Regions from separate parts of the Homo sapiens genome. Here region 2 is linked to region 1. The links are chromatin contacts, found by Hi-C or POLR2A ChIA-PET in ENCODE. All regions are on one chromosome and are shown on one strand. The core of a region is the stretch at or near the end of the contact, and the rest is flanking DNA. Distances in the headings are between cores, read along the strand shown.

Region 1 (6,300 bases), core at 851-3,350:
AGGTATCCCAAAATGACTCAGCTCTGTGCATCAGTTTTCACATTTAAATGACATTTCCTTTGCAATGAGTCTGAAAATTTCCCCTCCCAGATAAGGCAGAAGCAAAGAGAGGTTTTTGTTTGTTTGTTTGCTTTGTTTTGTTTTTTTGAGACGGAGTCTTTCTCAGCCACCCAGGCTGGAATGCAGTGGCATGAACTCGGCTCACTGCAACCTCCATCTCCCGGGTTCAAGCGATTCTCCCGTCTCAGCCTCCCAAGTAGCTGGGATTACAGGCACCCGCTATCATGGCTGGCTAATTTTTTTATTTTAGTAGAGACAGGCTTTCACCATGTTGGCCAGACTGGTCTTGAACTCCTGACCTCAGGTGATCCGCCCGCCTCAGCCTCCCAAAGTGCTAGGATGACAGGGGTGAGCCACCGTGCCTGGCCCAAAGAGGGTTTTTATTTGTTGCCCATCCCATTTCCTGCTTTGGTTGCTGGCATGTAAGTAGGTAATCCTGGGGCCTCTGTCACTGTCCTGTGAAGAGGAGGCCATAGGCATAAGAACAAAAACATCATGGAACGTGGCAAGGTAGGGGATGGAAAGACTTTGGGTCCCTAAAGACCCTGTTGAGCCACCAAACCAAACCTAGGCCTCTGCCTCCAGGTTTCATGTTGAGATGAGAAATGTCCCTCTGGTTTAAGCCACTGTTGGGGTTCCTGTTGGCAGCCAAGGATTTCTTAATTGGTACAGCTCCTCTGCAAAGATTTTGCTTAACAGTCATAAAAGGTTGCCAATTCCACACTCCCTAACTGGCCCAAGGCTGAAACTTGGATGAAACCTCTAGGTCTCTGTATCCTATTATCTAAATCTGAAGCGCCCAAGTGAAAAAATGTAGCACCTATAAACCCAGCCAACCTTGTCTGGTGTTCATGCCAAAGGCTCAACAGATAAACACAAAGACACAGAAATGGGAGGGACTAGGGGGAGGCATGGGAGAGGTGAAAAACAGGAAGAGGGGAATACAGTAGTCCCCCCTTACCCACAGTTTCGCTTTCCAAACTTTCAGTTACCCACAGTCAAGCGTGGTCCAAAAATATTACATGGAAAATTCCAGAAATAAATAATTCGTAAGTTTTAAATTACACACTGATCTGAGTAGTCTGATGAAGTCTTGGGCCATCCTGCTCTGTCCACCCGGGACGTGAATCACCTTTTTGTCCAGCATATACATGCTGTCTATACTTCCCACCCGCAAGTCATTTAGTAGCCACCTCAATGATAGGATAAACGGTGATGATACGGCAGTGCGTGTGATCAAGACATCCTTATTTCGCTTCATAATGGCCCCAACGCACAAGAGTACTGTGCCTAATTTATAAATTAAACCTTATCATAGGCATGTTATGTATAGGAAAAAAACATAGTATATATATATAGGGTTCAGTACTATTTGCAGTTTCAGGTATCCACTGAGGGTCTTGGAACATATCCTCCATGGATAAGGGGGGACCACCGTATAAAGGAAAAAAGAGCGACAGGAAACAAGTACCCTTTAAGAATGCAGGTTTGGTTTTTTTTGTTTTTTGTTGTTGTTTTGTTTTTTTAAACGGCTGTGTGCAGTGGCTCACACCTGTAATCTCAGCACTTTTTGTGGCTGAGGTAGGCAGATCATCTGAGGTCAGGAGTTCAAAACTAGCTTGACCAACATGGTGAAACCCCATCTCTACTAAAAATACAAAAATTAGCCAGGCGTGGTGGTCAGCGCCTGTAATCTCAGCTATTTGGGAGACTCAGGCATGAGAATCACTTGAACCCAGGAGGAGGCAAACATTGCAGTGAGCCGAGATTGCACCACTGCACTCCAGCCTGGGAGACAGAGCAAGAGTAAGACTCCGTCTCAGGAAAAAAAAAAAAAAAAAGAATGCACTTTTTTTTTTTAAAGATGCCCTCATACTTTTCAAAATCAGCATGCCTTGAGTAAGAAGCCACTGCCTGCCGGATCTCCATCATCACGTGGGTCTGGAAAGGTTAAGTCCATCAGTGGAGCCCCCGTCTAACATGGCGCAGACGTGTGAACGACCAATGGCTTCTTGCATTGCCTGTGCATGACTTGGCTGGCCAAAGCATATTTTACATTAGCTTAGGTCCTGACATTCTATCATGTTCCCTGTCAGGAAGCCAAGTAGTTCTTGGAAGCTTGCACACCAAGTGACATATAACAGAACCCTAGCAAATGAGACAGCCCTTTGCCAAGTGCCCTTAAGTTAAAGGCTCTTCTTGCCTCTCCCACCTCTGTGGCAGTGGTCTGTCTGGCTGGGCTGAGAGCAGGCATATACCACTGAAAGGTCACCATCCTCTGCCAGCATCTGAAGTACTTTTCAAGGAGGCAGTGTCACATGGTGCGGGGCTATTTGCAATTGAGTTGCCTTTAGCAATCTGTATCACTGAGGAACTAAAAGTGGGACAGAGAGGGGTACCCTAGGCTGTCTATGGAGCATGGCATAAAGCTGAAGGAATGGCCATCAAAATGACACCTTCTGTATCCAGTTCCACGCTGTCTTCAATGAACCTGCCACCCCAAGGGACACTCTGTCAGGCTGTAAGAGGAGAAGCTCCAATGCCACCTCACATGACACTGTCCAGAACGTCTGTGGCCCTGTGGCTGGAGTTTCTGCACCCTCCTCACAGGGTGTCAACACTCTTGCAAGGAAGATGGGCCCTCAAGGACAGGCAGGGTTCCTGCCAGGCTCCTGCCAGCGAGGGCAACTCCTGGTGCTCTCCTTCTGGCCTCCCCAGGGGCCGCCATCACAGCCTCTTTTTCCGGTGCTCCCCTGCCCTTCCCAGCCCACCTCCTGTGTGTCCTGGGTATCTGCCATAAGCTCAGAACTGTGCAGGGCATGCTGGAGCAATGCTGGGAAGTATAGGGGAAGTCTTTGCCCATAGGGCCTGTGATAACTAATATAAGAAACAAGGGCCGGGCGCGGTGGCTCACGCCTGTAATCCCAGCACTTTGGGAGGCCGAGGTGGGCGGATCATGAGGTCAGGAGATCGAGACTATCCTGGCTAACACAGTAAAACCCCGTCTCTACTAAAAATACAAAAAAATTAGCCGGGCGTGTTGGTGGGCGCCTGTAGTCCCAGCTACTCGGGAGGCTGAGGCAGGAGAATGGCGTGAAGCCGGGAGGTGGAGCTTGCAGTGAGCCGACATCGCACCACTGCACTCCAGCCCGGGCGACAGAGTGAGACTCAGTCTCAAAAAAAAAAAAGAAAAAAAAAAAGAAACAAGGCCCCTGTTTCTTCAATGTGAGGGAATAAATAATTGAGAATTGATGGGATTGTGGTGTGGGGAATACGCTGATAAAATCAGGGGAGGGAGGCATCACAAGAGAAAGGGCTGGTCAGTGAAGACTTCTTGGAAGAGGTGAGACTTGAGCAAAAGCTTGAGGGAAGGATGAGGACCAGACAGGGAGGAAATGAAGGGATAGTGACAGTGGATGTGTGATGATCATGAAACAAGGTGGGCTCAGGGGCCAGGAAACAACCAGCATGGGTGGCATCCAAGGAGGTGGTGAGAAGTGAACTCATGCAGGTAGGACTGTGCCACATTTCTGGCTGCCTGCATGGCAAACAACAAACAATACCTCAATCCCTCTGCCTGGGCACACCTCTGTATCCCAGCTCTTGGCATGGGCCTGGCTCATAGTTAGTGCTCAATACACACTGAAGAGTGAACCAAGGAAATTACTAAGCACCCTCAGTCATGCAGGAGGCCCCAAACTAAGAAACAAAACCATATTTAAAGGCAGGGATTGAAAACTCATGGGCCAAGCCCAAGTGGGCCAGGCAAGTAACAAAAGTGCAGCTGGCTAGGAGTGAGCAGTGGGGAACAGCCAGGGATACTGACGCATGGACACCCATCTTCAGGGGGACGGTTCCTACCTGACTACAGCCCAGCACTGCTGCTGAGGTTCACGAGCCCAGTGTTGTTGGGCTTTTGTTGTGTGAAATCCCCCAACTTTTAAATCTGAGCAATGAGCTTAAAAAAAAAATTCTGCATAGACCAAACAAAACACATAACTCAAAGTCATATCAAGCCTGAGCCATCTTTGGCTCTACAGGATAAGTTTTTTTCCTTAAGAAGTGGATAGTCTAAAAAAGTCCCCAACAAAACTAATCTATGATGACAGAGGTAAGAATGGGGGTTGCCTTTGGTGGCAGGGAGCTGTGGATGGGCTCCCTTTTGGGAGGCTGGAAATCTCCAGTCTTTTGGTCTGTGTGGTGGTAACAGGGATGAGCACACATTTGAGAATTCATCAAGCTGTAAAAGTAAGAGTTGCAGACTTTACTATATCTAGTAACATAAAAAGCAAAAAAGGTCCCCCAGAGTTGGACGAAACCCTCTCCAGAGTGTGCTTTAAGCTGTGCTGCTCCTTCAGCCTCAAATTCCCTTTGGCTCTCCCTCTCTTTACCCTGCTGCCACTCACTTGCCCTATCAGCCATGGCCCAGGCAGTACTTCCTCCAGGAAGCCCTCCTACTCCACCCCAGCCCACGGTTGCGCTTGGCCCATCTGGGTGCTCCTAGATCCAGCCCAGTGAGTGCCACTTCATCCCCACCTTCATCACTTCCAAGGTCTGCCACCCTTGGAGTTTCTGAGGTCCTGGGGATGAGGACTGTGCACTGCTCACTGTGGTGCAGGCATTGCACACAGTGGGCATTCAGCAGAGGTCTGACGTGACAGCTCAATCCCCTCCAGCAATCAGCAAAGGGGAGGATGCCTCCCTCCCAACCCCATCTGTATTTCCCAAGAAGTGACTGAGCACAGAATCTGGAAACATGAGATCTGGAGAGAAAAAAAAGCCAGGGGACTAGCTGAGTCCTGGGTAAGAAGTCCTGGGGGAGTAGGGTTGGGGACATGTACATCTAAAGATTTAAAATGCGATTCTCTTGCAACCAGCTATGGTGACTTCCTACTGAGGAGAGGAAATAAGGATGCGTACAATTCTTAAATCACTTCCCTGGCCAAAGAAACTCTAGCCCAGTGTGGCTCACGCTTCCGCAGGCATCAGAATCACCAGAGGCTTTGTTAAAAACAGATTCCTGGGCCCACTAAGGAGACTGATTGGCTCTGGAACAGGGCCTGAGAATTTGCATTCCTAAGTAGATGCTGATGCTGCTGGTCCAGGGACCTCCACTGTGAGTGACACTGGCTCAGGCAAGACCACTATTAGGAAGAACAAAATATCACAATGCATCAGTGTTCTTTCAGTGACTCGTTTAACAAATTTTTATTACATTTGTACTGTGTGCAAAGCCATGTAAGTGATGCAGACATAATTAGAACTAGTAGTTGCATCCTTACCCTTGGTCACCAGAAAATGGATTGCTACCTCTCAGTGCCTGTCACAAGATTTGCTGTTAAAGCAGAAAATGACACCCACTTTCAGCCACTTCCCAATGCTCAAATGATCTCAGGTTCAAACTCATGACTCTGAGAACAAAGTGTGTGAAGTCCACTCCCATCAGCGAACTCATCTGTTTCTCCAAACATTTCTGATGAAATGAATCATTTCTCTTGGGCCTCTCTTCAATACATCACCTCCTTTGTTTAACCAGAAGAGGAGTTGGTTGTAGATTTCGTACTCTGGGCTGGGCAAGGGGCGGACACATTTCCCCTGGAGTCCAAGACAGCAAAGGGTCTCCAGAAGAGTCTGAGGGTGGAGGCAGCTTTCCAGCAGACAGACAAACACACTGCTCTGAAATAGCACCCGTTCCCATCCCAGGCAGGAGCCACCTTCCGACATATTCAGTTACAAGTGAGTGCCTGGGCATTAAATCTAAATGGCCCATGCTATGGAATGCCTGGGCAGCATGCAGTTAGATTATTTATGCCCTCTGCACCTGTGGAAGTGAGGTTTAATTATTTATTTCATGTTAAATTTCCAATCCTTGGCTTCCAGTCTGCAGATGAATAAACACCTCAGTTAAACTGCAGGGGTCTTTGGGTCATCCACTCAGCAGGGGCCAGAAAACTTAAGGATTTCAGCACCTCAGGATGTCATCTCACTCACTGCCTGACGATATCGTAACAAAAATCAATCCTGTGGCAGAGTTTTAAGAATCCTTTGAAGTGACAATATCTGAAAAATTCAGTTTTGCCCTGTCAATCAAAATGTAACTCAAGAGGTAAGGACACAACCTTTGAACCACAGACATGACACTATACTCTGCTAGTATATCTTTCCTGACTTGCTATAGGAGGCCACTAGCCTGACTTACTCCAATTCTTTCCTAAATTTGGGCAAAATTCAAAATTGTTG
Region 2 (6,154 bases), core at 1,256-3,755, 44 kb before region 1:
ACAAAAGCTAGTGGGGACAGGAGTAGCAATAGAGCCCTGGAAGATCCCCAGCCACTGTCAGACAGCCAGCCACAGAGGAGGGGGAGAACCACCCTGGCATCCCTCTCCGACCACCCTGCAGTCTCACCCCAGAGGCTTGCACTGTTCAAACCCAGCAGGCGCCTGGAAATGCAGCCTGCAGGGATCAAATCCCTGGGATGTGGAGCACAGGAGGGGAAGAACAAGGCTTATGACTTGCCATGGTGGTATTCAGGCTAGAAAGTCTTTACAGCAGAGGCAGTGGCTGGGCCAAGCCTTGACACTTAGAAGAACTGGACTCTATTTGGAGATGTTTTGCAGTCACATTTGGGTTTGCCCAGGAGAAACAGGGATGAAAAAGCAGAGGGTTTGTATTCAAGCAACTGCTTACAACATTGACCCAAACAACAGTAACCACGAGGAGAGTGACAGTGCATAAGAAAGATGCCAGCACCCCCAGGGAGGAAGTGCTGGAGTTCCGGAGAGGCAGAAGTAACCTCTCGCTCTTGGCTCCTTTTGGTGCTGGGAGGACAGTAAGGTCAAGGCCATCCCTTCAGCTGTCCTGAACACAAGCCTCTTGACCCACATGGTGGCCGCTATGTTTCACCATGAGCCAAGCAAAGGACCAAGATGGATTCATTGCCTTTGTTCGAAATATAACTGAGTCTTCATATCAGCAGATTTCTTTCCTTGTCTTCTTGGTACAAGTGTACATATCTTTAGATTTCTTATTTCAGTAGCTAAATATACATCTAAACTCATTTGAAATGAAATAGGGACTGGCTCTTTCACATTCTAAAGTATGGTTTGCAAACTTCAGCAGGCCTCAGACACACCTGGAGGGCTTGTTCAAACACAATATCACTAGCATCCACCCCCAGAGTTTCCGTTCAGTAAGTCTGGAGGAAGGTTTGAGAATCTGCGTTTCCATCAAGTTGCTAGGTGGATATTGCTGCTGGTGCAGGACCACACTTTGGGAACCAATGTTCAAAGGTATTAACTTTCCTCCAAGTTCTTTTATTTTATATATCAACCCACCTTCACCTTTCATCACCTTGGTAGTGGCGTTTCCCAGCCACAAGCATCAGCCCGGTGCTGGTGAAACTACAGCTCCCAGTCACTCCCCTGGAGATTCTGAGGGCCTGGAATGCTACCTTCAAGGGCCCCAGGAGAGTCACATCAGGGTGACAGAAACCACAGGCATCCTGCAAACCTACTGTGTGCCAGGCACTGTGCTTGACAGTGATTGACAGGCGCTATTTCGTGTGATCTTCCTTATACTTCCGCTTGCATTTCCTCTGTATAGAGAGGTATCTGAGGCACTGAGAGGTGAAGGAGTTTGCCCAGTGCCACACAGCCAGCAAGTGGAAGAGCTGAGGCTCAAACTCAGGAAATGTGACACCACCCTGTCACTGTACTCCCAATCATTCTACTCTATTTCTTCCTAAAGAAAAGGGGACTGGAGCCCCCACCAGGATCACTGAAAAATTTCTCTAGTGAAGAGAAGCTGATCTCTTCCAACAAGGAACACCAAATAAAAATAAAAGGACAGCTGGGCACCGTGGCTCACACCTGTAATCCCAGCACTCTGGGAAGCTGAGGTAGTCGGATCACCTGAGGTCAGCAGTTCAAGACCAGCCTGGCTAACATGGTGAAACCCCATCTCTACTAAAAATACAAAAATTAGCCGGGTGTGATGGTGCGCATCTGTGGTCCCAGCTACTCAGGAGACTGAGGCATGAGAATCGCTTGAACTGGGAGGCAGAGGTTGCAGTGAGCTGAGTTTGTGCCACTGCACTCCAGCCTGGGCAACAGAGCAAGATGCCACCTCAAAAAATAATAATAATATAAAAGAACAATGTGGGTATTGCATGCATGCATGCATGTGTGTGCCTCTGTGTATGTTGTGTGTGTGTGTGTGTGTATGTATAAACTGAATCAGAAGGCTGGGAGAAGGTGAGAAGAGGGAGAAGCTTTGGACTAAAGTTGACCATTAAAACCTAGTAATTAACAAATAAAAAGTGTAACTATTTATCACATGCAACATAAAATAAGATATATCACGTTAAACTTGTCATTTGATGAACTGTGAAAAAAATAACCCCAGTTAGCCCATGAAAACTCTTACCCCTTTTGGCAAGCCACTTAATCTCTCTGTGCCTTGGTCTAATGGTCTGCAAAACAGAAATTGATTTACCCCATTGGAGGTTTAGAGAATTAAGTGAAATAATGAATGTGAAAGCCTCTAAGCTCATAAGCCTTTTTTTTCCATTGTTGGTAAAATATACAGTTCATAAAATTTAACACTTCATATAAACCTTTCAAAAATAATTTGTAAAATACATTGTGTCTGAGTTCCTTAAACAGGGGAGTGATTAAACCCTGAGGTTTTCGGAACCCTGCCAGGCTTGAGGTGCTCTGAGAGTGATGGCTCGTGCCACAGTGAGAAGGCTTCACACTGTCCCTGTGCAACTGACTTGATGACAGCCCGGGCCGCCTTCCGGGGAACACATCTCTCCCAGGTCCATGCTCAGCAGAAAGCAGATCTTTCACAGTGAGAGTTGGAGGTGAGGCACACTGTTGAAGAAGATGCAGATGAATCTCTTTATGTTTCTAGCATCAGCCCTCTACTCAAGAACCCGAGCCTCTGCTTTGTGCAGCTTTTGGGGGTTTGAAATACTAACCGAGCCTCCCAGCTACTACCTAGGTGCTTTTGAAACAGGTGAGCTACTAAAATATAGACCAGCTGCCTGAACAGTAGCAGTAGTGGTTGGATTTGTGTGTCAAGTTTGGGTTCTGTTTTATTTTGTCTTTTGTAAAAGAAAGAAATCATGTTATGAGAAAGTGAAACTTCTGTACAAAGAAGTTCGGGGGTAAAGAAAAAAATCCTGGGTTCAACTGGGTTTCTTTCCTTTAGTAGCTCCAGAAAAAGGCCAGGATGAGCACACTGCCAGGGGACTGTCACAGGCCCCACACTCAAGACCAAGGTCCAGGGGTCCATGTTGCTAAGGTTCCAGAGACTTCAGTGGTTCATGCAGCAAAACTGTCCAAGTCCAAGTCCTGTGTCTTCTTCTCTTAAGTCATGTGTGGAAAGTTTGTCCATTAGAGACCTGGGAAAAGGCCTCCAGCCTGGGAGCTAAGAAAGAAATGGCTCAGGAAGCTACTGAAAAGTGAAAGTCTTCCTTGTCCCCAGCCCCTGACTTGGGAGAGGGCAGTAGTGCAGAAGGCTCCTCTGATGAGGAGGTGTAGATAGAAAAGTCAGGCTGGAGAGAGCAGATTCCTCTGGCAGAATCGCAGAACATCAGGTCAGGAAGGGACTTTGAGGCTCCTCCTAGGTTTATTTATTATTTTTTACAGGAACTACATCATGAACTAACTTCTGGGTTCATTTAATCTACAAAAAAGGGTGGAGCACTCACTGGGGTCAGGCTGAACCTGGTGTCTCAACTTTCAGTCCACTACATTTCCCTCCCTCTGTCAAACTGGGCAAAGATAATTTCAGCAGCTTTTGGGTTCTGCCCTAGAGGAGTGTACGTCCATGGGGAGGCAGGCACGTAAACTGATCATCCTCACACTGGGTGGGAAGTGGGCATTCTAGAGGAGCAGGATCCTGGAAGAGGTACTGCAGGGCTCTCCTGGGGAGGGAGGGGGGTCATGTACTCTGGTCCTGGAGGGGTTCCTAGAGGAGGTGAGGTCTGAGCTCAGGCTTGGTGAAAGAGTAGGACAAAGCCAGGTGATGGGGGGCAGGGGGCAGCCCTCAGGTACATAGCTACTGGGAATTGAAAACAATTTCAGGCTGCCACAGAGTTGTGAGTTGACAAATGGCAGAAGGCTTGGTGGGGCAGTCTTGGAGAGAAGATAGAGATTCGGGGAAAATTTAGGACTGAAAGCTGGCAGAACTTGGTGAGTGGACATGGGGTAGAGGTGAGGGAAAGGAAGGAGTTGAGGATGACCTGTGGGTCTCTTTCACTTTCTGAGTTGATGGAGGAGTCATGTGGAAAACAAAGGCTGAGTTTGCATGAGTTCAACTTCGGACACATGAAGTTGTTGGTGCCAGAAGATATAATGTGGAAACAGCTGCAGTCCCCTAAATACTGACATCTGGAGCTCAGGAAAGATGACAGAGGCAGATACCTGTTATTTCTCTATTATCTGTGCTTTCTACGTCACCTCTACAGATGATTTCTTATTTTACCTGTATCCACCCTAACAAATATTGAATACCTGTGCTTATTCATAGGTGCTTCTTGACTGGGAAGGAGTGGAAGAGGTCCTAGGTGCAGAAGGGTATGGAAGATAAGGTCAAAGGATGTGCTGGTGGGAATGGGAGACAACTGAGAAGGTGAGACAAGCTGGAGGAAATGTCAGGAGCTGCTGAGAGAAGCTCAGCCTGACCAGAGATGAGAATTGCCATCTTGAATCGTCAGGAAGTGAAGGAAAGCCCAGGTGAATGCCACCCAATCAAAAAGAAAAAACAAATGCAGATGGTAAGGTAGAGAAGGCTCTGAAGCCCAGGTAATGAGAGCCATGTTACCCTGGACAGAAGCATCCAACACCACACATCTCCAAGGATGTTGGAGATCCAGCATCTGGATCCAGCTAACTTCTGCATCCTCTTCTGTACTCACAAGAGTTAACATGGACGTCCATGCATCTGCTGGACAACACCCCCTAGAACGAGTGTCTTTGTATGTTTTCACACACATAATGATGTTATATCTGCTGCCATCCTACTGAGTAAGGGGATGAATAAAGGTAAGAAGAAAACAAGTCACTTTAACTCAAAAAGGAGTCCTCGGGCCACTCCAGTGAACATCAAGGTGGCCATAAACTTGCTTTCCCCACCCCTACCAAGCCCTGGTGGGAGAGGGAGACATGGGGGAAGGGAAGGAGAGAAGGGGCTCCATCTCTCTGGTGGGTCCATAACCCAGTTCTGTGAAAGGCAGCTCCACACACCTGGCTCCCACTAGCTCTCCTGCCCCTCCCTCTGCAGCAGGGCCTTGGGCAAGCTTCTCTTCCCAGCCCCCACCCTTGCCCATGAAACACTCAGACCAAGCTGGTACTACCCCAGGGGCCACTTCTGCCCAATGCATTAAGGTTTGGCTGATTCAAAAACACCCAACTTAAAAAAAATGTTGTTTTCTATCTCCGACACAGTCCTTTTGACCTACACTAGATGGTCTCATCAGAAACAAAAGCATCCTAACCTTCCAAGGTCAACATTACTCCACCTCAACCCACAGCCACAGCCATCAAACACATACCCAAGCCAACAGATGGTTACAAAATTCTAAACAGTGCTCTTTCAGAACTCTGGGGCGAGCTACCCTGGGGCCTCCAACTAGACTTCCTGCCCTGGCCCTGGCCTTGACAATGAACCTGTTTCATCTCAGCAGTTGGCTCGGAAATGCCAAGCTGCCTTGTTGTCCGTGTTTCCAGACAAGTCTGCATTGCTGAGTATCAGGGGCAGCTGGAGCAGGTCTGGGCACTTGGAGAAGGAGGGAGAGGGAGACAGTATAGTGGGGCTGGGAACACCCAGTGAGGGCAGGAGGACCCAGACGGGCAGGGCCGCTGGGAGTGGCTTCCTCACTGCTTGTGGGCTGTGTTAGTCACCCAGGTCGCACAGAAGCCTCATGCCTTCATGACCGCAACAATCACCCAATACTCAGGCCAGGGATTTGAACTGCTGGATCTCAGTGCATTTCCACAGTTCAGTCCTGCAGGTGGGAACTATTAATACCCATTTAGAAGATCAAAGTTGCCCCAAGTCGTACCACAAGGAAGCGTCCCAGCTAGAATGTTCACATTGATGCTGGTGCTCTTTCCCCTGCCACTCTGCCTTCCACCACCACGTCAGTCCTCGAGTTGAGTTCTTTCTGGAAGGCTGTAGAAAACTGGTTTCCAACTTTCCAATCCTAGATTTTCTTTCTTTCTTATGCCTACACACAAGCACTTTTCCCTAATGTAAAATTCTCTGAGGGGTCAAGAGATCCGGCAGCTCATCAAAACAATCCATTTTGAAAGAAAATTTTGGATGAATATAAACATTAAGAGGTTGGGGAATTTTGTCTGTTTTTGTTCACTGCTGAATCCCTAGTGTCCAGGACAGTGCGAGACACAGTAACCCAGAGTGGGC

The links. Hi-C counts contacts between places; a loop is a spot of excess contacts on that map. ChIA-PET counts read pairs that join two places held with the same protein, here RNA polymerase II (POLR2A). Pooled maps may share reads with other maps.
Region 2: a loop to region 1 is called in a map of Right ventricle myocardium inferior, with 4 times the contacts of the local background. The contact joins two enhancer-like sites. A Hi-C loop is called at or near these places in 3 of 168 maps with a recorded cell type or tissue (Right ventricle myocardium inferior, aorta and heart right ventricle) and 1 of 50 pooled maps. POLR2A ChIA-PET finds 5 or more read pairs at or near these places in 2 of 52 experiments (activated CD4-positive, alpha-beta T cell and naive thymus-derived CD4-positive, alpha-beta T cell).

The regions. Positions count from the first base shown.
Region 1 is chr10:110,694,862-110,701,161 of GRCh38, reverse strand. All of the region lies in intron 1 of RBM20 (RNA binding motif protein 20), which reads right to left. Among named protein-coding and RNA genes, the nearest start is that of RBM20, 54 kb to the right of the region's middle. RefSeq lists an enhancer at 2,356-2,855. Within about 2 kb of position 2,100, at least 5 of the 41 ENCODE cell types and tissues checked have a DNase peak (open chromatin) inside an H3K27ac peak, as active enhancers do; they include heart right ventricle, where a contact is called at or near this core.
Region 2 is chr10:110,739,330-110,745,483 of GRCh38, reverse strand. All of the region lies in intron 1 of RBM20 (RNA binding motif protein 20), which reads right to left. Among named protein-coding and RNA genes, the nearest start is that of RBM20, 98 kb to the right of the region's middle. Within about 2 kb of position 2,505, at least 3 of the 41 ENCODE cell types and tissues checked have a DNase peak (open chromatin) inside an H3K27ac peak, as active enhancers do; they include heart right ventricle, where a contact is called at or near this core.